Linked DNA regions of Homo sapiens: all the other regions are linked to region 1. Evidence: chromatin loops called from intact Hi-C (ENCODE). Cell type or tissue: mammary epithelial cell. All regions are shown on one strand.

Region 1 (8,000 bases):
ACCACTTAGTGATGCTGAGGAACTGACCCTGACTCCCGCTCTCACTCCAAAGATGTGGCCTTCCTGGCTCTAAAATTGACTCAAGAAATGCAGACCCCCAAAATTAGATTTTAAATGTTCTCACCACAAAGATCTGGGCATGGTGGCTCATGCCTGTAATCCCAGCACTTTGGGAGGCCAAGGCAGGCAGATCACTTGAGGTCAGGAGTTCAAGACCAGCCTGGGTAATATAATGAAACCCTGTCTCTACTAAAAATACAAAAATTAGCCGGGTGTGGTGGCACATGCCTGTAATCCCAGCTACTCGGGAAGCTGAGGTGGAAGGATCGCTTGAACCTGGGAGGCAGAGGTTGCAGTGAGTCTACATAGCGCCACTGCACTCCAGCCTGGGCGGAGAGCGAGATCTGTCTCAGAAAAAAAAACGTTCTCACCACAAAGGAATGACAGTATGTGAGGTGATAGATATGTTCATTAGCTTGATTTAATCAGTCCACATCATCAACATGTATCAAATCACATTGTACTCCACGAATACATACAATTATTACTTGTCAATTAAAATTAAAATTAGGGGCCCAGCATGGTGGCTCACACCTGTAATCCCAGCACTTTGGGAGGCTGAGGTGGGCAGATCACGAGGTCAGGAGATCAAGACCCTCCTGGCTAACACGGTGAAACCCCGTCTCTACTAAAATACAAAAATTAGTCGGGCATGGAGGCGGGCACCTGTAGTCCCAGCTACTCAGGAGGCTAAGGCAGGAGAATCACTTGAACCCGGGAGGCGGAGGTTGCAGTGAGCCAAAATCGTGCCACTGCACTTCAGCCTGGGCAACAGAGCAAAACTCCATCTCAAAAAAAAAAAAAAAAAATTAAAAATTAAATAAAATAAGATTAGGTCAGGTTCTATGGCTCCTGTCTGTAATCCCAGTGCTTTGGTTGGTTGGTTGGTTGGTTGGTTGGTTGGTTGGTTGGTTGATTTATTTGTTTATTTATTTATTTATTTATTTATTTTCGAGACAGAGTTTTCCTCTTGTCGCCCAGGCTGGAGTCCAATGGTGGGATCTTGGCTCACTGCAACTTCTGCCTCCTGGGTTCAAGTAATTCTCCTGCCTCAGCCTCCCGAGTAGCTGGGATTACAGGCAAGTGCTACTACACCCTGCTAATTTTGTATTTTTAGTAGAGACAGGGTGACAGGGTTTCACCATGTTGGCCAGGCTGGTCTTGAACTCCTGACCTCAGGTGATCTGCCTGTCTCAGCCTCCCAAAGTGCTGGGATTACAGGTATGAGCTACCGAACCTGGCCTATAATCCCAGGGCTTTAGGAAGCCCAGGCAGAAAAAATACTTGAGGCCAGGAGTTGAAAACCAGCCTGGGCAACATAGCAAGACCCCATCTTTACAAAAAATTTTATAATTGGCCAAGTATGGTGGCACATGCCTGTGGTCCCAGCTACTCAGAGGTTCAGGCAGGAGGACTGTTTGAGCCCAGGAGTTTGAGGCTGCAGTGAACTATGATCATGCCACTGCACTCCAGCCTGGGTGACAGAGGGAGACCCTGTCTCTAAAAAAAAATGAAATAAAAACAAATTAAAATTTAAAGACCCTCATAACTAGTTAGATGGTACATTTAAACCTAAATAGATTAATACTTTTATTAAACATTAATGTCATAAATACTCCAATAAAAAGACAGATTGTCACACACATATACACACACACATACAAACACACACACACACACACAAACAAGCAGCTCCTCATGTTTGTATCCATTCATTACATGGAAGTATTAAGGTCATTTATATAAATTTTTCCTGAACAGAATGCAAGTTCTAAAAAATAAAGGTCTGTTAAACACCCTAGAATTAAACCTCTCAAATCAGGCAAGATTCTATCAGCACCAAAAAACACATATTTTTTAGTCCTGCATGATATCTTTAATTTATTAAGCTGTGTCCTTGGCTAAAGAAATCAAGAATTTCCAGTGTATGGATGTGGAAATTGGAAGTGGGGATGGAGCAAGGAATGGGTGTGTCATTCTGTCATTCCTTAACAGACCTGAAAAATGCAAAGTTCTTATGTAATTTTCCATATCAGTAATGATTCCATTCTATACTGGATACACATAAACAAATATTTCTCTACCATTACCTGTGAAAAGAAAAAAGCACAGTATGAAATATTTCTGTTCACCAAGACACTCCATTACTTGGCCTGTAAGATAATATCTTAAGAATGCTGTAACTATCCTTCTGCTCCCTTACCCAGTATTGCAACACACACACACACACACACACACACACACACACACACACACACTCATTACTCATCACGGCAATCTTGTGGTCTTCTTTCTGATTACTTATCATTTGATTAGAGTTCTTCTGGAATATTTTCATCAAACAGAAGTAGGTATAGGATTTATTTTCTAAATCTTGTGTAATTTTGAATATATTTCTTTTACCTTAACAGTTATATAGGCTGAGCGCAGTAGCTCACGCCTGTAATCCCAGCACTGAGGGAGGCTGAGGCAGGCAGATCACTTTAGGTCAGGAGTTCAAGACTAGCCTGGCCAAAGTGCTGGGATTACAGGCATGAGCCACCGCGCCCAGCTCACCAGGATATTCCTTAAGTGTTTTATTAATCCAGATTGGAATTTGGTGAATTCTTTCACTTCGAATACTCAATTTCTTTTTAGTACGTATGATTTATTATTATTATTATTGGTTTGGTTTAATTACAGCTTCTCTTCTACTTTTCTTTTTAAAAAACCTTTCTAGGCATTTTATTGTTTACATGTAAGATTGTCTGAATCCAGACTTCAAATACTTTGTCAGTTTCTTCAATATTTCCATCTGCTTGTAATTTTGTTTTATGTTTTGAGATTTTTCTCTCACTGAATCTCCTGGGCCACTAATTTAGCCTGCAACTATCCTCTTCTTCAGTCATCAACTGAAATTTAAAATGAAAAACTCGTGTTTCTTATTTCTTTTTCTTTTTCTTTTTTTTGAGACAGTCTCGCTCTGTCGCCCAGGCTGGAGTGCAGTGGCACGATCTCGGCTCACTGCAACCTCCGCCTCCTGGGTTCAAGTGATTCTCCCGCCTCAGCCTCCTGAGTAGCTGGGACTACAGGCACGTGCCACCACGCCCGGCTAATTTTTTGTACTTTTAGTAGAAATGGGGTTTCACCATGTTGGCCAGGATGGTCTCGATCTCCTCACCTCATGATCTGCCCACCTGGGCCTCCCAAAGTGCTGGGATTACAGGCATGACCTACCGAGCCGGGCCTTGTTTCTTATTTCCACAAAGTATTTTATGCTGTAATAGAATCTCTTCTATTTTGGCTGGGCACAGTGGCTCACAACTGTAATCCCAGCACTTTGGGAGGCTGAGGGAGGTGGATCACTTGAGGTCAGGAGTTCGAGACCAGCCTGGCCAACATGGTGAAATCATCTCTACTAAAAATACAAAAATTAGCTGGGCGTGATGGCAAGTGCCTGTAGTCTCGGCTACTAGGGAGGCTGAGGTGGGAGAATTGCTTGAACCCGGGAGGAGGAGGTTGCAGTGAGCCAAGATCGCACCACTGCACTCCAGGCCTGGGCAACAGAGTGAGATTCCATCTCAAAAAAAAAAAAAAAAAAAAAGAATCTCTTCTATTTTATTTTATTTAAGTATATAAATTTAAGGGGTACAAGTGCAGTTTTGTTACATGGATATATCTTGTAGTGGGGAAATCTAGGTTTTTAGTGTAACCATCACCCAAGTATTCAATTTTACCTTCTTGTTCCTTTTTGGTCCAAGTTATTGAATGCCTTCATAGATTCCTGCTTTTCCTTGGGCCGGTTCCTTTTAGATGGGCCAGTTCCCTTCCTTAGCTCACTCATGAGTCTATTTATCATTGGGGTCCAGACCCAGCTAACAGGATACTTTTGCAATCTCTCAAGTAGTACAAGGTCTAGGATTGGCTTCCTCTATGGTAGGTGACATGCCAGCTGGCAGGTTGAAAGGGGATCTGGGAAGCTTTACTGTCCCTGCTGTCCTCAATGGCAAAAGCTAGATCTGTGCAGCCTCAGGCCTGTGGGACACCATCTTTTCACCCTTGAAGCTCTCTCCTTAGGAGATCAGCAGTGCATAGATTTTCTCCAGCCCAGCTCTCCAGAGAAAGGGAGCTCTGGTCATTGCTCTGGGCTTCTTACTGCTGGTCCCACCCCCAGCCTGCTTCAGTCATTCCTGTTGGTTGAACAGGAGGCACCAAGCTTCACCTGCCTGATGGCCACAGCTTTAGCTGCACTCAGGAAGGGGAGTTAAGCTGGTGGTTGAAATAGATGTAGGAAGAGAAACTTGCCATTGTGTCTCATTGGTTTAGGGATGCAGAACCATGGCAACTTCCATGAAAGGCTGCAGAGAGAAAATGAGAAATATTTAGAGCAGTAATTTTTTATTGCTGCCTGTAGAGTCTGAATCAATGGGAAGGCAAATATTATTTATCAAACACTTAAAATAGTATGTCAGGCATGGCGCTAGGAACTTCAGATAAGTTATCTCATACAATCTTCACAACACTATAGTTTTTGTTCGTTAAGAGATGGAAGGAGCTTGCTCGGGGTCACCTTGGCAAGCTATTCAATGGACTAGAATGATTCATCTTCCAAATGTCTACAGTTCCCCATTGAGCTGGAGAGAGAGGGCAGCCTCCCTAACGAGCCAGCTCTACAGCTTCAGCTCCCAAAGCTTGCAGAGTACCAGTTGCCATGACAACAGGACAAAATGCAGAGACCCTAGCTGCTGGGAGGAAATGACATGAGCCAAAAGAGTAAAAACTCACCCCGGTACTGGAATGTATGAGTCACTTACAAAGAACACCTGTAATTTTGAGAGCTTAAACCACCAGAGGGAGACAGAGATTGCCACAGGCGGGGGAATCTGTCTGTATTCCAAATGCTGCTGCCTCCCAGCGCTCCCGCCTTTTCCCCACACTAAGGGCCTCTGCCCAGTCTCCCAGGCTGACCCTTCCTCTTTCAGAGCTCCTCAAACTATCTCCTCCCAACTGGAGCTCAGGACTTGGGACCTGGCCCCTTGAGGGTGACAGAAAGGTGACTTGCATCTTCTGGGGGAAAAAGCAGAGGCATTCAGAAACGAGAGCCCTTCCAGAAAACCAGTTTGCACAATGACCAGGAACTCTGACACCTTAAGCCCATGCGAATCTTGAATAGAGAAATCTTGGACACTGAGGTAAGGGTGGTGCTCGGAAAGTGTCTTGGTCCAGATTTTTCCAGACCCTTTGATTCACAGTGGCATAGATGCTGGCAACCTGCTTGCTAATCGCCCAAGCGATTCCAGCCTGGTGTCAGGGAGGAAGATGCCCTCCGTCCTCTTTCATCTGGAAAAAGCAGGGTAGCATGTGTTAACTCTTACATATCAAATTCCTCTAGGAATTCTGGGGATTCCTTTTATTTGGCTCAGAGAGGAAACACCTAGAACATTTATACTCTAACCCAGAGAACTGAGGTGGTTTCCTGGGTATTTCTGATGTGCATTAAGAAAGAAGCTATTTCATTTAAGCCAAAACATAAGTGGGGGCTGGATTCAAAAGCAGACTCTCCCCTTAAAACAGCTTCTTCCTTTGCTTCTAGTCATTAGGGACAAGTCATGAGCCTCTTAAGCAGTAAGCATGTGAACAATTTGTCTGGTTCTAACAAGTGGTCCTTCCAGCAGGACTTCAGGGAGCAGAAGTGTATGCACTGCTGCAGAAAATGAGTTAGAAACTATCACAAAGGAGGAATGTTGGGCTTGCAGGGAAAAAATTATGAATAATTACCATATAGCAGGGGAATTACATGTCTTTCCTGCTGCTCGAGAACTAGACTAGAACCAAAGGGTGGTCCTGGGCATGAGGCATGAGGAGAACTAGGTAGGGAAAAGGTCTGTGGAGAAGTAGTAGAACCAGAGAATGGAAACAAACAAACAAACAAACAATGCAGATAGAGTCTGATTCTAGCCAGGGCTTCTAGGCAGCTCAAAGCCTAGTGTCAGAGGATGTAATAAACTCAGCACCATTTGGGGCAATCACTGGGACCAGGCACTCCACTCCAGCAGGCAGGGCAAGGGATGCTAGGAAGCTTTCCAAAGATCGTTCCTCAAAGGACCGTCACAGCTGGTGGTGGGGAATGTGGAGGGCAGAAGGCAAAAAAGAGAATGCATGGTACCAGCATTCCATCACCAGGACAAGGCCCCCAGTATTGGCAGGAAGCTAGGTCACTGAACAGAAACTAAGGGGCTAGGTTCAGTGGCTCAAACCTGTGGTTAAAAAAAAAAAATTAAAATTTGACTTTAGTCAAATTAAATTTAAAGGTGTTTAATTGAGCAAAGAATGACTGGCAAATTGGGCCATCTCCTGAGCCAGAGTAGGCTCAGAGACTCCAGCGCAGCCACGTGGTAGAAGATTTAAGGGCAGAAAAAGGAAGGTGACATACAGAAAATGGAAGAGAGGTGCAAAAACAGCTGGATTGGTTATAGCTTGGCATTTGCCTTATTAGAATATGGTTGGAACAGTTGACCACATTTGATTGGCCAAAACTTGGTGATTGGCACAAGAGTAGGCTACAGTCTGTTTACAATTTCCTTTAGCTTATAGTCCACAATGTACAGAGAAACCTTTAGGTAGAACTTAAAATATGTAAGGAGGTAGCTTTAGGCTAAATTTGATTTAATACTTATAATCCCAGCATGTTAGGAAGCTGAGGCATGAGGATCTCTTGAGACCAGGAGTTCGAGACCTGCCTGGGCAACATGAGGAGACCCCATCTCTATAAAAAAATTAGCCAGGGCCTAGTGGTGTGTGCCTGTAGTCCCAGCTACTCGGGAGGCTGAGGTGGGAGGATTGTTTGAGCCCAGGAGCCTGAGGCTGCAGTGAGCTATGATGGTACCACTGTACTCCAGCCTGGGAGACAGAGCGAGACCTTGTCTGTAAAAAAAGAAGAAAGAAAAAGGAACTGAGGGAGTAGACTCTTGGTTAAAGCCCAGCTGGTCGACTCAGCCAATAAAACAGGAGGATTAGGCAAGAAGGAGAAGCATGAGGAACACTGTGGCTTGAGGTTGCTTCACACGGCCCAGGATGCACGAGGCCTGTGGTGTCCTGCTGTGAGAGCTGTGGCAGAGCACGTGGCATTCTGGAATCTCTGAACTTCTCACAGTAACGTTTTTCAATGCTTGAAATAAAATACCCAGGATTATAAAGGAAACCAACAACACTGAAAGATTTTTGTCAAAATAGTATTAGAAAACACATTTTTGAGGCCAGGCGCCGTGGCTCACACCTGTAATCCCAGCCCTTTGGCAGGCCAAGGAAGGCAGATCACCTGAGGTCAGGAGTTCAAGACCAGCCTGGCCAACATGGTGAAACTCCATCTCTACTAAAAGTACAAAAATTAGCCAGGTGTGGTGGCACACACCTGCAGCCCTAGCTATTCAGGAGGCTGAGGCAGGAGAATCGCTTGAACCTGGGAGGTGGAGATTACAGTGAGCTGAGATCGCACCACTGCCCTCCATCCTGGGCGACAGAGTGAGACTGTCTCAAAAAAAAGAAAAAAGAAAAGAAAAAGAAAAAAGTTTGACATAGGGATATGTAGCAACAACAGATATTCCTGTGTTAAAGTACCTAGGGGCTGGTGAGAGGTGTGGCAGAACACATGGGTCTGGGGAATGGAGTGCAACGTGCGGAGCTGGGGAAGACCAGGAAAGACAGAGGGAGGGACCACAACGCAGAGTCCACTGAAGAGGCAAGTTTGGGAGGTGATAATGACTTAAATACCAGAAAAGTTCCTACAGAGGTCAGAGAACTTGCTGTCAGGCTGCTGGGAAGCAGGTTTTTCGGTGTGCGAAAGGTTAAACCTTTAAGACTCAAGTCAACCTCCATCCTCCTGGAGCCCAGGAGACACAAGACCCAGGAAGTACCATCTGTAGGTCCTCACTAGAGTCATCCAACTGTCTTCCATGCTTTTT
Region 2 (8,000 bases), 220 kb after region 1:
GGGACCACCAGCAACAGAAGCCCCCCTTCCCAAACCCAGTGGTTTAAACAATAAGGAAATACACTACCTTGCAAAACAAGAAGTCTAGTGGTAAGAAATCCCAGGCTTGCTAATTTAGTGACAACGATGGCATCACGACCAGATCCTTCCTCCTCATTCTTTTCCCTCTACCTGCTGGTTCCCCGACCTTAATATTGCTGCCACAGTCCCAGGCATCAGAAATGGAAAAGACAGCACCCTTTTTGGGGGGATACTGCTTTTTTCTTTGTTTTTTGTTGTTTTTTTGAGACGGAGTCTCACTCTGTTGCCCAGGCTGGGGTGCAGTGGTGTGATCTCGGCTCACTGCAAGCTCCACCTCCCAGCCCAAAGACTGGGCTGAAAGGCACTGGGTTGCTCATGAGGATTCAGCCCCTAGGGTTGAGGATCTTCCAGGCTTTGGGGAAGCATATGGCCATCAATGTCGAATAAAACTGGGCTTCTGGAAGAGTGGCTTGTAGACACTGGGGACGTCTGGCACTGGGACTGAGCACTTACCCTGTACAAGAAGTGAGGAACAGCTTGTGACAGGCTGGGGCTTGAGCCATGCTCCCAGACCTGCATGGGAACTCTTATTCTTGCTCATGAAATGTATCCCTGAAGCCAAGCTTCTGCTACCAAAATAGCACGATTTGACAGCAGTGCTTTCAGCCTTACAGCAGATACTGCCTACGACCTCTCCCTCAACAGAACCTGCAGTAGGGGAAGCTTTGCAGGGGGGAACGTTGCACATCTCGCACACCCTTGCGCGTGGGATCCACAGCGCTCCCACACCCGTGCGCGTGGGATCCGGAGCTCCCCGCACACCCGTGCGCGTGGGATCCACAGCTCTCCCCACACCCGGGCGTGTGGGATCCACAGCGCTCCTCACACCCGTGCGTGTGGGATCTGGAGCTCCCCGCGCACCTGTGCGTGTGGGATCGAGTTCTCACTGCGTGTGTCTTTCTTTGAACCCTAAAAGTTTCATCTGGACTGCTGGGTATAGAAATTCCTGCTCCAAGGTTAGGGGACTGCATACCTTCTCTGTCCTGTGTAACTAGGTACTTCATAACACTAAGTCATGTGAGATGGGAACATTAAGAAAATGAACTCCTGCTAGTATTTAAACGTGTGACCATGAGGCATGCCTGAAACTGAGAACATGGACATCAGCAACATACTGTGCATGAACGGCAGCTGTTTGAGTGCCAGATGCCTCATTCCTTGTTCAACCACACTTCTCAGTTTTCTTCATATGAAGAAACTTACGTCCAAAACATGCTATTTCCCATGTGCCTAACAGTACACCTTTAAAAAATATCATGACTTGTGAAACCAACTTGATTGTTCTAGTCTACACCAAAAATAATTAGGCCGCTTTGACGTGTGAGGCAGGCAGAGCTGTTGCCAGTTGGCTGGCTGTAATGCAATGACTGTCGTATGGTAGTATACCATGGTTCTCAGAAGTTTAGATGTGCCAGGCTGGAGTGCAGTGGCACGATCTTGGCTCACTGCAGCCTCTGCCCTCTGGGTTCAAGTGATTGTCCTGCCTCAGCCTCCCGAGTAGCTGGGATTACAGGTGTGTGCCACTACGCCCATCTAATTTTTGTATTTTTAGTAGAAACAGGGTTTTGCCATGTTGCCCAGGCTGGTCTTGAACTCCTGACCTCAGGTGATCCACCCACCTCGGCCTCCCAAAGTGCTGGGATTACAGGCGTGAGCAACCACGCTGGCCATGATTCATCTTTTCTAAGGTCATCTTAAAGACACAGACTTGATTCTGAACTACTCAAGCATGGTATATTTTAATCTTTATGCTTTGTGGGAAGGTTTTTTCTATATAAATCCATTTTCTTGGCTGGGCATGGTGGCTCACACCTGTAATCCCAGCACCTTAGGAGGCTGGGGCAGGAGGATTGCCTGAAGCTAAGAATTAAAGACCAGCCTGGACAACATGGTGGGACTCTGTCTCCACAAAAAAAAAAAAAAAAAAATTAAGCAAATTAGCCAAGCATGGTGGTGCACACCTGTAGTCCCAGCTACGATACATACATGATTCATTGATCATGTTGTCTGTATCCTTAAGTTGTCCCATCTTCAGGGCCATGTGATGCGGAGTTTCCAGAAAGCAACATGGGAGTCAGCATGTTCATTCACTCCTTCAAGTCAATAAGTGAGGCTGCATTTGTAAGAAGTCCAGGAGGAGACAGGGCAGCTTTGGGACCTAGGGCTGTGGCAACCCTGACGTTACCATCCTGGGCTTGCTTTCTTCCAGGTGTGTATGTAGCTCCACAGATGCTACAGCCACGTAGTCATGGCAGTCAAGAATAACAGCTACCGTGTACAGAGTGCTCACCCTGCGCCAAGGGGCTTCCACATTTAATTCTCCTAGCAGCCCAACAAGTGTTGATGCTGTTACCATTATCCTCATTTTGCAGATGAGGAAGCAAGCTTGGAGAGAAGTTCAGTAGCTTGCCAAAGGTCACATGGCTCAGGACCAAGTGCAGAACCAGGACAGCAAGCCTCTGTCCTGGCGGTTCTCACCCAGTCTGGACCCAAAGGCAGGAAAGTGTTAAGAAACACTTGCTGGCAATGACTCAAGCAGGTGGTGGCTGCAGAGAGAGAGAGCTCTGTGGCTCTGAGTGGCTATGTGTGGGAACACCCAGACCTTCCTGTTCAAATGCACAAAAGCACATTTTCGCTCCTCTCTGGTTTTTCAAATCCCTGATGCTGATCAGGAAAAAATGACTCTACAGTTTAAGGACTAAGGACTAGCTAGCTATTGGAACATCAAAGTCACAGTTATGCTCATTGAAATAGAATCTTACAGCTAAAAGAGGTCTCACCGGTGTAATTTTTTAATTTTTATTTATTTATTTTTTGAGACAAAGTCTCATGCTCGGTCACCCAGGCTGAAGTGCAGTGGTACGATCTTGGCTTACTGCAACCTCCGCCTCCCAGGCTCAAGCGATTCTCCCACCTCAGCCTCCCAAGGAGCTGGAACTACAGGCACGCGCCACTACGCTTGGCTAATTTTTGTGTTTTTTTGTAGAGACGGGGTTTTGCCATGTTGTCCAGGCTGATCTTGAATTCCTAGGCTCAAGTAATCCACCTGCCTTGGCCTCCCAAAGTGCTGGGGTTACAGGCATGAGCCACTGAGACTGACCAACAGGTGTAATTTACTCCTTTCATTTTATAGACAAGAAAACCAAATTTCAGATTGATTTACTTAAATATTGCCAGCTATTGACAATAGACTAGAAATACTCAGATCTCTGAACTAGTGTGATAATCTTTATATTACTGTGATGCCTCTATTTTTCTATAAACTGGATTTTCAACCAGCTTTTGTGCAGCATAGCTTTCTGAGGAAGGATTTGTCCCTGTGGTTTGAATGGACGGAAGCTGGAAGGAAAACCCCGTCACTTACTATGCAAAAGTCCAGCTGGTCTCTGTGACAGCTGGAGGACACAGGAACTCTGCCAGATCTATCTCAGCCACCTCACTTTATGAAGGATGCTTGACCTGTGGTTCAGTCATTTTCTAGGACAAAAGGCTGTTAACAAGATGTACAAGAGCTCTTGCTTTCAACGTTTGTGGAGCTCTCAGAAGCGCTGACTTACAGCAGACCAGCGTGAGGCTTAACTTAGGAATGAACCCTACCTTTTAAAACACAGTTTACTATTGATACCCTTTTTTTTTTTTTTTTTTTTTTTTTTTTTTTTTTTTTGAGACAGAGTCTTGCTCTGTCGCCCAGGCTGGAGTGCAGTAGTGCAATCTCGGCTCACTGCAACCTCCGCCTCTCGAGTTCAAGTGATCCTCCTGCCTCAGCCTCATGAGTAGCTGGGACTACAGGCACATGCCACCACACTGAGCTAATTTTCGTATTTTTAGTAGAGACAGGGTTTCGCCATATTGCCCAGGCTGGTCTCGAACTCCTGACCTCAGGGGATCCACCCGCCTTGGCCTCCCAAAGTGCTGGGATTACAGACATAAGCCACTAAGCCCAGCCACTACTGATAGACTTTTGAGGAGGTGAGAAGCCCAAATAAGGAGGCTTTGGATGAAAGTGGGCTGCCCGGGAGAGGATAGCATGAGTGTGCCTGTTTGTGTCTTCTGTTTTGTGTTCCATACCTCTGGAATTTTCATTCAGTAGGTCTGGGAATTTGTATTTTTAACCAGTTCCTTGCATGTTTGTTTGTTTGTTTTTGAGACAGGGTCTTGCTCTGTTGCCCCTGCTGGAGTGCAGTGGCACAATCACAGATCACCTCAGCCTCCACCTCCTGAGCTGAAGCGATCCTCCTGCCTCAGCCCCCGGAATAGCTGGGACCACAGGCATGTGCCACCACCACGCCAGGCTCAAGTTCCTGGCATGTTTCTGAAGCACTCTAGTGTTGGAGAACACTGAACTCTATGATCTGGGGTTGGGCCTAGCCTAATTTTCCTTTAAGTCATGGATGCTCTTACCCAGCATTTATCCAGCACACAGACTGTTTAATGTCACAGCCACAGCGCCACCTAGTGTATGTGTGACTTCCAAACGGCGTATTTTCTTAGAAACATTAGTCTGTGAACATTTCAAAACTCAACGGGTGGTATTTCTTTTCTGCCATGGACTCTCCAAGTGTATGCCAAGCCCTATGGGGGCAAGGGATTAAGGGCAGTTTTCTCTGATCTAGTTTGGTGAATTATATTCACAGTAACTCTGGGGAGTCTTGGGTTAACTGTGGGGGAGGGGCAATAATTTGACAAGGTTTGGGAATCCTTAAACTATAGAGTTTTCTCTAAGAGTACACAGTTAATTGCAAATAGATTGAATTATTTGACATAAGAACTTTAGACATTACTTCCAGGCCACATAGTTTTAGCAAGTAAGTGACTTTAAAATGAATCCATCTTTTCTCAGCAAAATTACCGGTTTTGCTTTAACTGCATATGAGGGGTTATTTTAGGTGGTTAGAACATAGTGGAAAATGAGGCCAGGCGCGGTGGCTCACACCTATAATCCCAGCACTTTGGGAGGCCGAGCCAGGTGGATCACTTGAGGTTAGGAGTTCGAGACCAGCCTGGCCAACATGGCAAAACCCCATCTCTACTAAAAATACAAAAATTAGCTGGATGTGGTGGTACGCGCTTGTAGTTCCAGCTACTGGGGAAGCTGAAGCAGGATAATCGCTTGCAGTGAGCTGAGATCACGCCACTGCACTCCAGCCTGGGTGACAGAGTGAGGCTCTGTCTCAAAAAAAAAAAAAAAAACCTAGTGGAAAAGAGTTTCAAAGCGTTTTGCGTGTCACTCAGACATGGCTGTGGGTGGCATTTTAGTTCTTATCGTAACCTGTGATCACAGTGTTGGCCTCATGGGAATTGGATGAGCATAATCATATCACTAGAAGTTCTTGGAAAATAAGTATCATTAACTGTGGGAGAGCAGTGATATTTTCACACTCTAAAAAGTATACATATCCTGTTGCTTAGTAATGCCGAGATCAGCATCTGTTTTGTTATTGTAGCTTGAAATATCATGAAAATGTAATTGGAGATGAAGGTGCTGATGGCATTTAGCAATTACTTAGAGGTTAGATTAGTGACATGGTAATGATAATTAGATTATATGCCTTTGAACAATTTCTATTCAGAGACTTTTGATATATGATATTATGAATAAGATAATGTTAGAAATTCCAAATTTTAGAACATTAATCCATCTCAATATTAATTTAAAAATAAATACACATACATACATACATACTTCTTTGGTCAGCCAGAATTTTTTTTTATTAGCCTTTTCCTCACATAACCAGCCAGTGTTAAAATAGATTTGATGTCATGAAGGTTGCAGCTTTTAGGCAGTATAATTTTTTTTCCTGGCATGCATAATTCTGTATTATGTACATGGTTTCATTCATCCTTTTATCCAGATGTCTGAATTGATGTAACCCAGCTGGATTTTATTGGAGTTTAGACCTAGAAGGGTAGAAGACAAATCTACCTTATCAAGGGTATAACATGCCTAACCTATTAGTCTTTCTATTCAAGTAACCTGACTTAATATCATTAAATGCTGGGTTGCTGTTGCTCCAGGAATACAGGATTGTGGCAGTTTGGTGGGGCAGGGAGGGGAGGTTGGAGTACCAGCAGAGGGTTTCATAGAGGGAACACCCCATGTAACAATAGAGAAAGAAGACTGAGTTGCTGGAGGGGCTTAGCAGAAAATCTATGGGAACTCTTCCACAGCTGGTATGGACTTCACGCACCAAAGCACATTGAGATTAGCTGTGGTTTCTTAGGGATTTTCACTACAATCAATTACTTGAATACTTCTAGAGCATTTAGTATCCCAGACACCCCTGTTTCATGATTTTCATTTTAAAATGAGTCAGGCAGTGATTACCTATGTTCTTAAAAATCCATCCTGGATAAAAAGAACTACAGAAACAAAAGAACAAAGTCCAAAGCTACAGGCGCTGTGAAGAGCAGAATGAACAGTGGGTGTGTGCTTGGCTCGAGGAACCATGGCTGACAGCCACCAGACCTGGGTTCTGGTCCTAGCTTTTCTGTTAAAACTCCCTGTGTCGCTTTGGCAAGGTCATTTGACCTCTGTTTGATTGGGAACCTCTGTTTTCTCCACATTGACCTTGACATTTGTGACACTGTGATGAAATTCACAGTGAAATGTAAATTTCAAAGAAGAGTTCATCAGATCTTATTTGTTACCTCATCCCTGTGAACACAGCTTCTAGATTCTTAGTATCAGGTCATGAACCTATAAAATTATCTTTCAGAATGTCTTCAACATCAATATTTTTAATAATCCATTCTGAGGATTGCCCAGCATTTAAGAGAAAAAAGCCTTAGGCTGAAACTGGCCTGTGATGAAGGCAGGGACATCTACTTTGATTCTGGTAACTGGATTAAGATTTTCACACATGAAGACTTTACTTGGGCAAATTTTGTTTTACTTATGTTATTTATAAATGCACCAAAACTGTGACTGAATGAAAATTTTCCACCGCAGGAGTTTCCTCTGCCCTTCTCAACCTAACAGGGCCGCACCAAGTTAACAGAAATTATCACTGGCTTAGAAAAGGTTGTGGTTTTCAGTGTACATTAGGAGGGTTACTGTCCTGTAACCCAGTTTATTATTTTAATATTCTTGAAAGAACTGAAGTAATGAAGGGAGAGGCTATATTTTCTTTAGAAGATTTTTCCATGTTATTTGAAAGGTTTTATTCACACATATTTTTCTTAGCAGAAAAACAATTAAATTGAAAAAATTTTAAAAGTACTTTTAAAACGTACTTTTAAATGTACTTTTAAAATGTACTTTTAAATGTACTTTTAAAATGTACAAAAATATTTTAAAATGTACATTTTAAAGTACATTTTAAAATTTTTTCAATTACCCTTTAATAAAGCTGGAGGAAAATAAATAATATAAAATTATACATTTTGTAGATGTGAAATATGTCATAAAAATCAAAGTTTATAAAAAATGTTTACCAAAATATATAACCAGGCTGGGCACGGTGGCTCATGCCTGTAATCTGAGCAATTTGGGAGGCTGGGGCGGGTAGATCAATTGAGGTCAGAAGTTCGAGACTAGCCTGGCCAACATGGTGAAACCTCATCTCCACTAAAAATACAAAAAGTAAGCCAGGCATGGTGGTGCTTCCCTGTATTCCCAGCTACGTAGGAGCCTGAGGCAAAAGAATCGCTTAAACCTGGGAGGCGGAGGTTGCAGTGAGCCGAGATCACACTGTTGTACTCCAGCCTGGGTGACAGAGTGATACTCTGTCTCAAAACAAAACAAATATATAACCTGTATAAGGCTAATTTAAAATAGTTTTAATAGTTTTGATAGGAATGCATTTCCAGTTTGCTTATTAAAATTTATTATGGTGTGAGTTTTAAAATTGTATATACAATGGATAAACTGATTTTAAATATATATTTTTTATTTCAATAGCTTTTGGAGTATAAGTGGT
Region 3 (8,000 bases), 200 kb after region 1:
ATTTTAAGTCGATCTTTTATCTATTAACTTTGCTGAACTCTAATTACTTCTAATAATTTACTGATTCTTTGTGATTCGGTCTGTGATCCTATGTGAATGTTTATACAAATAGTGATGTTTTGTTTCCTCCCTTCCAATCTTTATTCCTGTTTTCTTTTTCTCTTTTTTTCTTTTCCTTAAATAATCATGGCCAGGAGCTCCAGTTTAAACACAGCAAGGCCAGTGGGCATTCTTGTCTTCCTGAACTTAGTGGCAGTGTTCCCTGCCCTCCTTCTCCCTTCATCTCACTGAAGGGCCCTGTCAGCTTCTTTGTGGATTCTCAGTGCCTGTCTTGGCTGATGCCTCAGCAGTATTTAACACTGTCGACTTCTGCTTCCTCCACTTCCTGAGACTGTGTCCTCCTTGCTCTTCTCTCTCTGCTGCTTCTCTGTCAGTCCTGTTGCTGGGCTAAGCTTCCCCTGCCCCTGTCCTGAGTGTTTCAGTGATCCTCAGGCTCACTCCCCCACCCTCTTCCTGCTGAGCTCCCTCCCTGAAGGACTCCCTCCCACGCTGGCTTCAGTTCACTGTGACTATGTCCTGACTCCAGCTGGTTCCTTAGATGGCCACACATACCTCTGACTCCTAAAATCCACTCTTCCTATCTTCAGTGATTGACCACTACTATCCTTGATGCCAGAAACCTAGGTGTTGTCCAGTATTCTTCCCAGTCTCCATTCAAAGTCACTGTGTAGATTCTTCTGCCTGGCTGAGCCATGAATGCTTCTGCCACTCCACAGCCCTCTGTCCTGGCCCTGGCCCTGGCCTGGGTGCTATCCCTCTGACCCAGGCTACCCCTGTGGGCTACAGTCTCCGGCAGCCACCGGAAGCTGGCTATTGTGGAACAGCTTTCTGATCCTCCTAATCATGCCAGAGGCAGCAGCTCCCTTCTTGGCTCAGTTTTTTGGGAATTGTTCCTGAAAGTTCAGCTAAACTCTTCATTCCTCACAGTGATTCTGGGAGCCACTGATAGTTCTTAAAAACAGCAGTTTCTTGCCCCCAACATCTCCATTACTGCATTGCACTTGTTTTGTTTTGTTTCGTTTTGTTTTGTTTTGAGACAGAGTCTCACTCTCTTGGCCAGGCTGGAACACAGTGATGTGATCTTAGCTCACTGCAACCTCTGTCTCCTGGGCTCAAGCATTTCTCCTGCCTCAGCTTCCCGAGTAGCTGGGATTACAGGCATGTACCACCATGCCCAGCTAATTTTTGTATTTTTAGTAGAGACGGGGTTACACCATGTTGGCCAGGCTGGTCTTGAACTCCTGAGTTTAGGTAATCCGTCCATCTCGGCATCCTAAAGTGCTACGATTATAGGCATGAGCCACCACACCTGGTGTCTGGGGTCTTTTTAATAAGGGCACTAATCCTGTTCACAAGGGTGTCACCCTCATGACCTCATCACCTCTCAGAGGTTCCACCTCCAAATACTATTGCATTGGAGGTGAGGATTTCAACAGAGGAAATTGGGTGGGGATACAAACATTCAGTCTATAGCATCCACTCAAAAGCATCCATCAATGTCTGTGACCTGTTAGACAAAGCTCCAAATCTTTCATGTGGCCCAAATCTTTGCTTGATCCAAGCCTTGCATTCTTTAATAGCTGCCTACCTCTCCACTTCTCCCTCTTTTGTAATACAGCTCTTTCTTTCATTTCCTGGGATAGGCCATGCCCTCTCTCCCTCCAGGGCCTTCTTCACACATACCGATTGCCTGATAAGAATACGTTCCCCGAGGAAGCCTTGCCCATCCTCCACATCTGGCTTAGGCAACCTTCTGTGAGTTCCTACTGTACTTCCTTAGGCACATATCATGTTGTGTTGTGGCTCTCTGTCTTGCTAGATGGTAAGTTCTATTTGGACAAATACCTAGCACAGACCCTGGCATGTGATAAATGTTCAGTAAGCATTTACCAAATGAAAGTGAACTGTTCTTCCTCTGAAAATGTGATTTGTTCTGTGTGCTGATTGACTTGAGATTAACTGGTCCAGGGAATACATTAAAACTACTAAGAGCAGTAATCAACTAAGCAACCCATTTCCCTTCTTTCTTTCCTTCCTTGCCTTTTTTTTCACACCAATATTTATTGAGCATCTATGTGCCAATTTAAAGAAATGCTGACATAAAAATCAATTTCTTATTGATTTTCTGAAATTTGAAATAAAATTTACTAATAGCATTCTTGGACCCAAACCCTCAGGTGTGACTGGGACAGCAAAGAGTCCCTGCTGGAGCCCCAGATTGAGGTTGATGTCTAGGTGACCATCCAGGGTTCCTTACTCAGCCAAGATATCTTCAGCTGAATTGAAACCCTAACCCCATTGTCAGGTATCCTGGAGAATTACTAGAAACATGGACACTCCCTGAAACTTTACCTCCTGAGCATCTGAGGTGTAAAGTCCTTACCTTTACTGGAAGATGATTAAATTAAATACAGCTAAAATGTGGTGGGATGTCCTTTCATTGACATAAGGTTGGGTTGAATTCTAATCATACAAGGGAAAGGGCTTTGGGTGCGGTGGCTCACACCTGTAATCCCAGCACTTTGGGAGGCTGAGGTGGGTGGATCACCTGAGATCAGGAGTTCGAGACCAGCCTGGCCAACATGGTGAAACCCCGTCTCTACTAAAAATACAAAAATTAGCCAGGCATGGTGGGCACCTGTAATCCCAGCTACTTGGGAAGCTGAGGCAGGAGAATCATTTGAACCCAGGAGGCGGAGGTTGCAGTGAGCCAAGATTGCACCTTTGTACTCCAGCCTGGGGGAGAATAGCGAGACTTCATCTCAAAAAAAAAAAAAAAAAAAAAAAAAAAGACAAAAGGTCTCAGTGGCATGTCACTTATTTTTTTGCAGTGGAAATGCCAATAATTTTTTTCCAGGCTATGGTCTGTTCTATGGTTGAACATTCGCCCATTTTTGTGTCTAACCTTATAATCACTGAATTTCCTATAATGATCCAGCTCTCTATGTGCCAAGCCTTCATTAAGTGATCCAAATAAAATTTGACATTTAAAAAAAATGTACAAATAGTAATTTTGATTTATTTATGAATTTTAAAAATCCCAAATGTCTTTTCAGGGGGTTTTAATCTGGGAAAATAAGGTATTAGATTGAATCACATGAAACTGCTATTTTTGTAGGCCAGAAAGTTCAAATATCAGCAAGTTCATGTGATTCAATCTAGTAGTTATGGGAGAATACTACATAATACTTGCTCCATTGGCACAGTGAATTTTTAAAATTTAATTATCTACTCCCTTTAAGTGAAAGTAGCAAATTCTGTATCACCTTAGGAAGAGTTGGATTTTTTGATGGTGTAGCAAATGGCTCAGCAAATAAAAATGTTAAGTGAACACAGGTGGCTGGATATTTCTTGGTGAGTTTAGAAGTGACTATGAAATATGGTATTTCTTTGCTGATAGTCAATGTGTTTTTTTTTTTTTTAAATCTCCAAGTGTTTTTTCTCTTATGAGTTAGGAAATTATGTTGGGTTTATTCTCCCTTAGTTTACCTAGAAGCCTTGGACACAACAATAATAAAGAAGTAGCCCTGTAAGATACAATCATGTAACTTTTAATGCTAAAAGAGACATTATTATTATTATTATTATTATTATTTGCTAGAGCCCACCTCAAACAGATTTCTATGTAAAAATGAGAAACAAGAGCATTAAGATGGTTTATTACAGGAAGAGTTTTTATAGGGCTTGGGTTTCAGTGAGCTCGCCTGTGACAAAGCAAATTGATGGCAGTGATAGGCTAGTGATGTCATTGTGATGTCAGTCCTCCTGCTTATCCTGCACATGCTTGCTAATTTGGAACACTTTATGTTGAACTGTGGTAGAGGAAACAAGACAGTTCTGTCTGCAGAAGCCCATTATGGCTGTAACTGGAGATGACACAGGTAAGAATGTTAAAGAGGGGTTTTCAGTTAATTGTGCAGATTGTTTTGAAGTTTAGGAAGTATTCAGGAACATCTGAGTGTTTCAGAAAGTGTTACTCTCCTAGTCACTTAGGTGTAAGACTTTTTTTGAAATATACATCTATATATTCAGCTCACTTTGTTAGGGCATCTTAGTGTGATTGTTTCTTTGCTCAATATTCTATTGCTTGCTTGACTGAGGCACTAATCCTCTCTTCCTCCCTCTATCCTCCCTCCCCTCCTCCCCACTCTTCCCCTCCTCTTCTCTTCCCCTCTCCTCCATCTCTGTGTCTCTCTTTCATATGCATACCATTCTGCCCTACTAAAATAAGCTGTTACTTCATAGGCAACCTGTTGCAAATTCAATCTAGCCGCAGATTAAACATACAGTATATACCGTTCATGTTCTGATTTCATTACTGTGGACAAATGCAGCTCCAAACAGAATAGGAAAAACCCGCGTGTTATGGATGTTTGTGTGCCTACTTGTTTCTTTCCTCCTGTATTTAAAATGGTCTGTTCAGCTAATTGAGTTCAAAAGGCTGATGTCATTACATTTCCTGGAATCGTATTTCAGCAGGGGAAGTGGAAAAGTTAAAACTCCAAGCGAGCTGCACATTGACGTCAGCTCCGAGTCATGTTGTGATTTAGTCAGTTCCTTTCCGCTTTGTAAAATGCTGCTGACAGATTTAGAGTTAACTAGCTCACCACTGCCTCTGCCTCCAAGCTGCCTTTTAGACTGAATAGCTTTTCTTGTTAGCCCTACTTTAACATTTCTTTTGAAGTGGTTGTCTGCTTGAAGAGGGAAACACGTCATGAAACTGTAATGCATGAACAGAACTCAGGAGTTGTCTGGCCAGCTTAGTGGTAAGATCGAGCCTCCTACTGAGGCCGTCCCTGCATGCGCCTGGTGAGAAATGGATTATGTATTGTATAAGCTGGCGGGTTCTTTACTCTTACTCCATCCTCTTACTCCATCTATAGGAACTTGCGATTCAGAGCTCCTCTAGTGTTCAGTCAGGGAAGTGCTTGTCTTTTACTTGTTCTCCCAGCCTCTGGTATTTAAATTTGTAATCGGTAATTTTTCACTAGGTTTGCTTTTCTCAGTAACAAAGAGTGATTTTGGAAGACTTAGTTACTAATAACCTTTGTGTGCTTGCAGTGTTGTTTATTCAGTGGTCTTGTTTGTAATACAGTACTGAATTTGCAGTTGAATTAAGAGTTTTAAACAACTTCACTACAATTTAGCTCTTCGAAGTTAATGGGTCTCAGCCCTCTTTGTGGATAGGAACATTGGATTGTCTTGAGTAAGTAAAACCTGTATTACATTGTTTTTAAAACTGTCTTGAGGAACTATTTTTTTCTCGAAGTTTTGTGAAGTTCTAGAGATGCTATAGACTGCAGAACTCAAATGATGAATTTATTATAAGACATAGATGAACTTAAAATCATCTCAAACACTGCATGTCATATGATTCTTAGAACCAGAAGGCACTTTTGTACATATATTTTCTAAAAATTATTGGTTAATATCTTTCTTTACCAAGCCTTTCATTCCTATTACCCCTTTGACTTGTCTAAGCATAAGACTCATAACAAAAAATAAATAAAATGATGTGAAAACGCTGTGTACTTTTTTTTTTTTTTTTTTTTTTGAGACGGGGTCTCGCTCTGTCGCCCAGGCTGGAGTGCAGTGGCGCGATCTTGGCTCACTGCAAGCTCCGCCTCCCAGGTTCACGCCATTCTCCTGCCTCAGCCTCCTAAGTAGCTGGGACTACAGGCGCCCGCCTAATTTTTTGTATTTTTAATAGAGGCGGGGTTTCACCGTGTTAGCCAGGATGGTCTCGATTTCCTGACCTCGTGATCCGCCCTCCTTGGCAATGCTGTATACTTTTAACCACTACATATAAATAAACAAACATTTTTGACATTTGTTTTTACAGAATGAACATAACATCCTTGAAAGTTTTTTTCACAGTTTTACCAATAATGCTACACATGATTGATTTTCCTTTTCCAATTTAAACTTTTCAAAATGCTGAAACTTTAAAATGTCAAACAACTTAAAACACTTTTTCACAAGACCTGATTTTGCCTTTGGAAATCATATTTTTAAAAATCTGGTCATTTCTTACAGAATCAGTGCTATTTGAAAAATGAGTAATAAATTTTATTTCATTTTACTTTATTTATTTATTTATTTATTTATTTATTTATTTATTTATTTATTTATTTTATGAGACGGAGTCTCGCTCTGTCGCCCAGGCTGGAGTGCAGTGGCTGGATCTTGGCTCACTGCAAGCTCGGCCTCCCGGGTTCACGCCATTCTCCTGCCTCAGCCTCCCGAGTAGCTGGGACTACAGGTGCCCACCACCACGCCCGGCTAATTTTGTTTTTTTGTATTTTAGTAGAGACGGGGTTTCACCGTGTTAGCCAGAATGGTCTCGATCTCCTGACCTCGTGATCCGCCTGCCTCGGCGTCCCAAAGTGCTGGGATTACAGGCGTGAGCCACCGCGCTCGGCCTCATTTTACTTTATTTTTTTAAAGCCAGAAGAGCACAGGGTTAAGGGACTTTTTTGAAGGTGTAGTAGAGTAGCTTTAGGAACCAGACCTCTGGGCTCTCAGTTCTGAGGTAACCCTATGGATCGGCAGACCAAGTAGATCTAGATTAGTGGCTTGCAAACTTTTCAACCATGACCCACGTTAATTATCACGGCAAAGTGGACCTATGTGTGTATGTACCCTACATTTATATAAAACAAGTTTCAGACATAATTCTTATCCTTACAAAATATGATGTACCCATAATTCCTTTTCTGTCCTTTTTTTAAAATGCTATTCTTGACCCATGAAATTTGCTTTTTGACCCATTAATGGTCTACAGCTTACAGTTTGAAAAACTTTGATCTAGACCAAAATCAGGCTCCTAGCACTAATGGCTGGCCTGGAAAAGATATTAGCAGCATTTACCTACAGGATCATGAAGTGAAATATTAAAAGCAAATGACTGGCCGGGCGCGGTGGCTCACGTCTGTAATCCCAGCACTTTGGGAGGCCAAGGCGGGCGGATCACAACCTCAGGAGTTCAAGACCAGCCTGGCCAACATGGTGAAACCCCGTCTCTACTAAAAATACAAAAATTAGCCAGGCGTGGTGGCACGCGCCTGTAATCTCAGCTACTCGGGAAGCTGAGGCAAGAGAATGGCTTGAAACCGGGAGGCAGAGATTGCAATGAGCCAACATTGCACCACTGCACTCCAGCCTGGGTGACAGAACGAGACTCCATCTCAAAAAAAAAAAAAAAGTAAATGACTATAGTTTATGGGATTATATTATTGATTTTGTGGGGCATAATTTACATTTTTATTAGAAATTGCCTTTGTTTTATTCATAAACTGATTCTGTTAGGAGCATAATTTCCTATCTTTTAGACTCTGAGTCTGACGTTGCATTCTGACGTTGCATTCTGGCTGGATTTCTGCATTGTTTAAAACAAACTTTCCAACAAATTTGGAAAACTAGTGTCTTAGTTAATATTTGATGCATGAGAATAAGGATATATATCACCTTTGTGAAAGGAGGCTATTAGCAATTATTTTTGCTTAAAAATATTTACATAAAAGAATAATTTCGAGGCTGGGCGTGGTGGCTTACGCCTGTAATCCCAGCACTTTGGGAGACCGAGGTGGGCTGATCACCTGAGGTCAGGAGTTCAAGACCAGCCTGGCCAACATGGTGAAAGCCCATCTCCACAAAAATACAAAAATTAGCCGGGCGTGGTGGCATATGCCTGTAATCCCAGCTACTCGGGAGGCTGAGGCGGAAGAATCACTTGAACCTGGGAGGTGGAGGTTGCAGTGAGCTGAGATAGTGCCATTGCACTCCAGCCTGGGTGACAGAGCGAGACTCCGTCTCAACAACAACAAAAAAGAATAATTTCATTTAGGTGTGACAGCTTCTTGAAGTTGGTAACTGAACAAGTTATAATCACTTTGGAAGTGAAAATAACAAGGCATTTATCTACCTTAAGATTCAGTAAA

Evidence for each region. Peaks named below come from ENCODE experiments on the same cell type or tissue, not always from the same donor. Only the 100,000 strongest peaks of a DNase experiment are listed, where the experiment ranks them.
Region 2: it touches region 1 in a loop (20-fold over the local background); 27 of 110 quality-filtered maps call a loop at or near these places.
Region 3: a loop joins it to region 1, with 9 times the contacts of the local background. A loop is called at or near these places in 6 of 110 quality-filtered maps.

Annotation. Positions count from the first base shown.
Region 1 is chr10:34,989,966-34,997,965 of GRCh38, forward strand. It overlaps LOC124902409 (a long non-coding RNA gene), which reads right to left. Exons shown (of 2, transcript XR_007062110.1): 2 at 3,647-4,397. Among named protein-coding and RNA genes, the nearest start is that of LINC02635, 21 kb to the left of the region's middle. In mammary epithelial cell, a CTCF peak has its summit at 4,892 (motif pointing right); DNase peaks (open chromatin) are centred at 2,296 and 4,806; H3K27ac peaks cover 2,768 bases.
Region 2 is chr10:35,214,122-35,222,121 of GRCh38, forward strand. LINC02634 (long intergenic non-protein coding RNA 2634) reads right to left here. Exons shown (of 3, transcript XR_930819.3): 3 at 5,768-5,979. Among named protein-coding and RNA genes, the nearest start is that of LINC02634, 27 kb to the right of the region's middle. RefSeq lists an enhancer at 366-867 and a silencer at 4,574-4,623. In mammary epithelial cell, a CTCF peak has its summit at 4,533 (motif pointing left); a DNase peak (open chromatin) is centred at 4,520.
Region 3 is chr10:35,191,274-35,199,273 of GRCh38, forward strand. All of the region lies in intron 6 of CREM (cAMP responsive element modulator), which reads left to right. Among named protein-coding and RNA genes, the nearest start is that of LINC02634, 49 kb to the right of the region's middle. In mammary epithelial cell, a CTCF peak has its summit at 4,959; a DNase peak (open chromatin) is centred at 4,728; H3K4me3 peaks cover 1,097 bases; H3K27ac peaks cover 1,529 bases.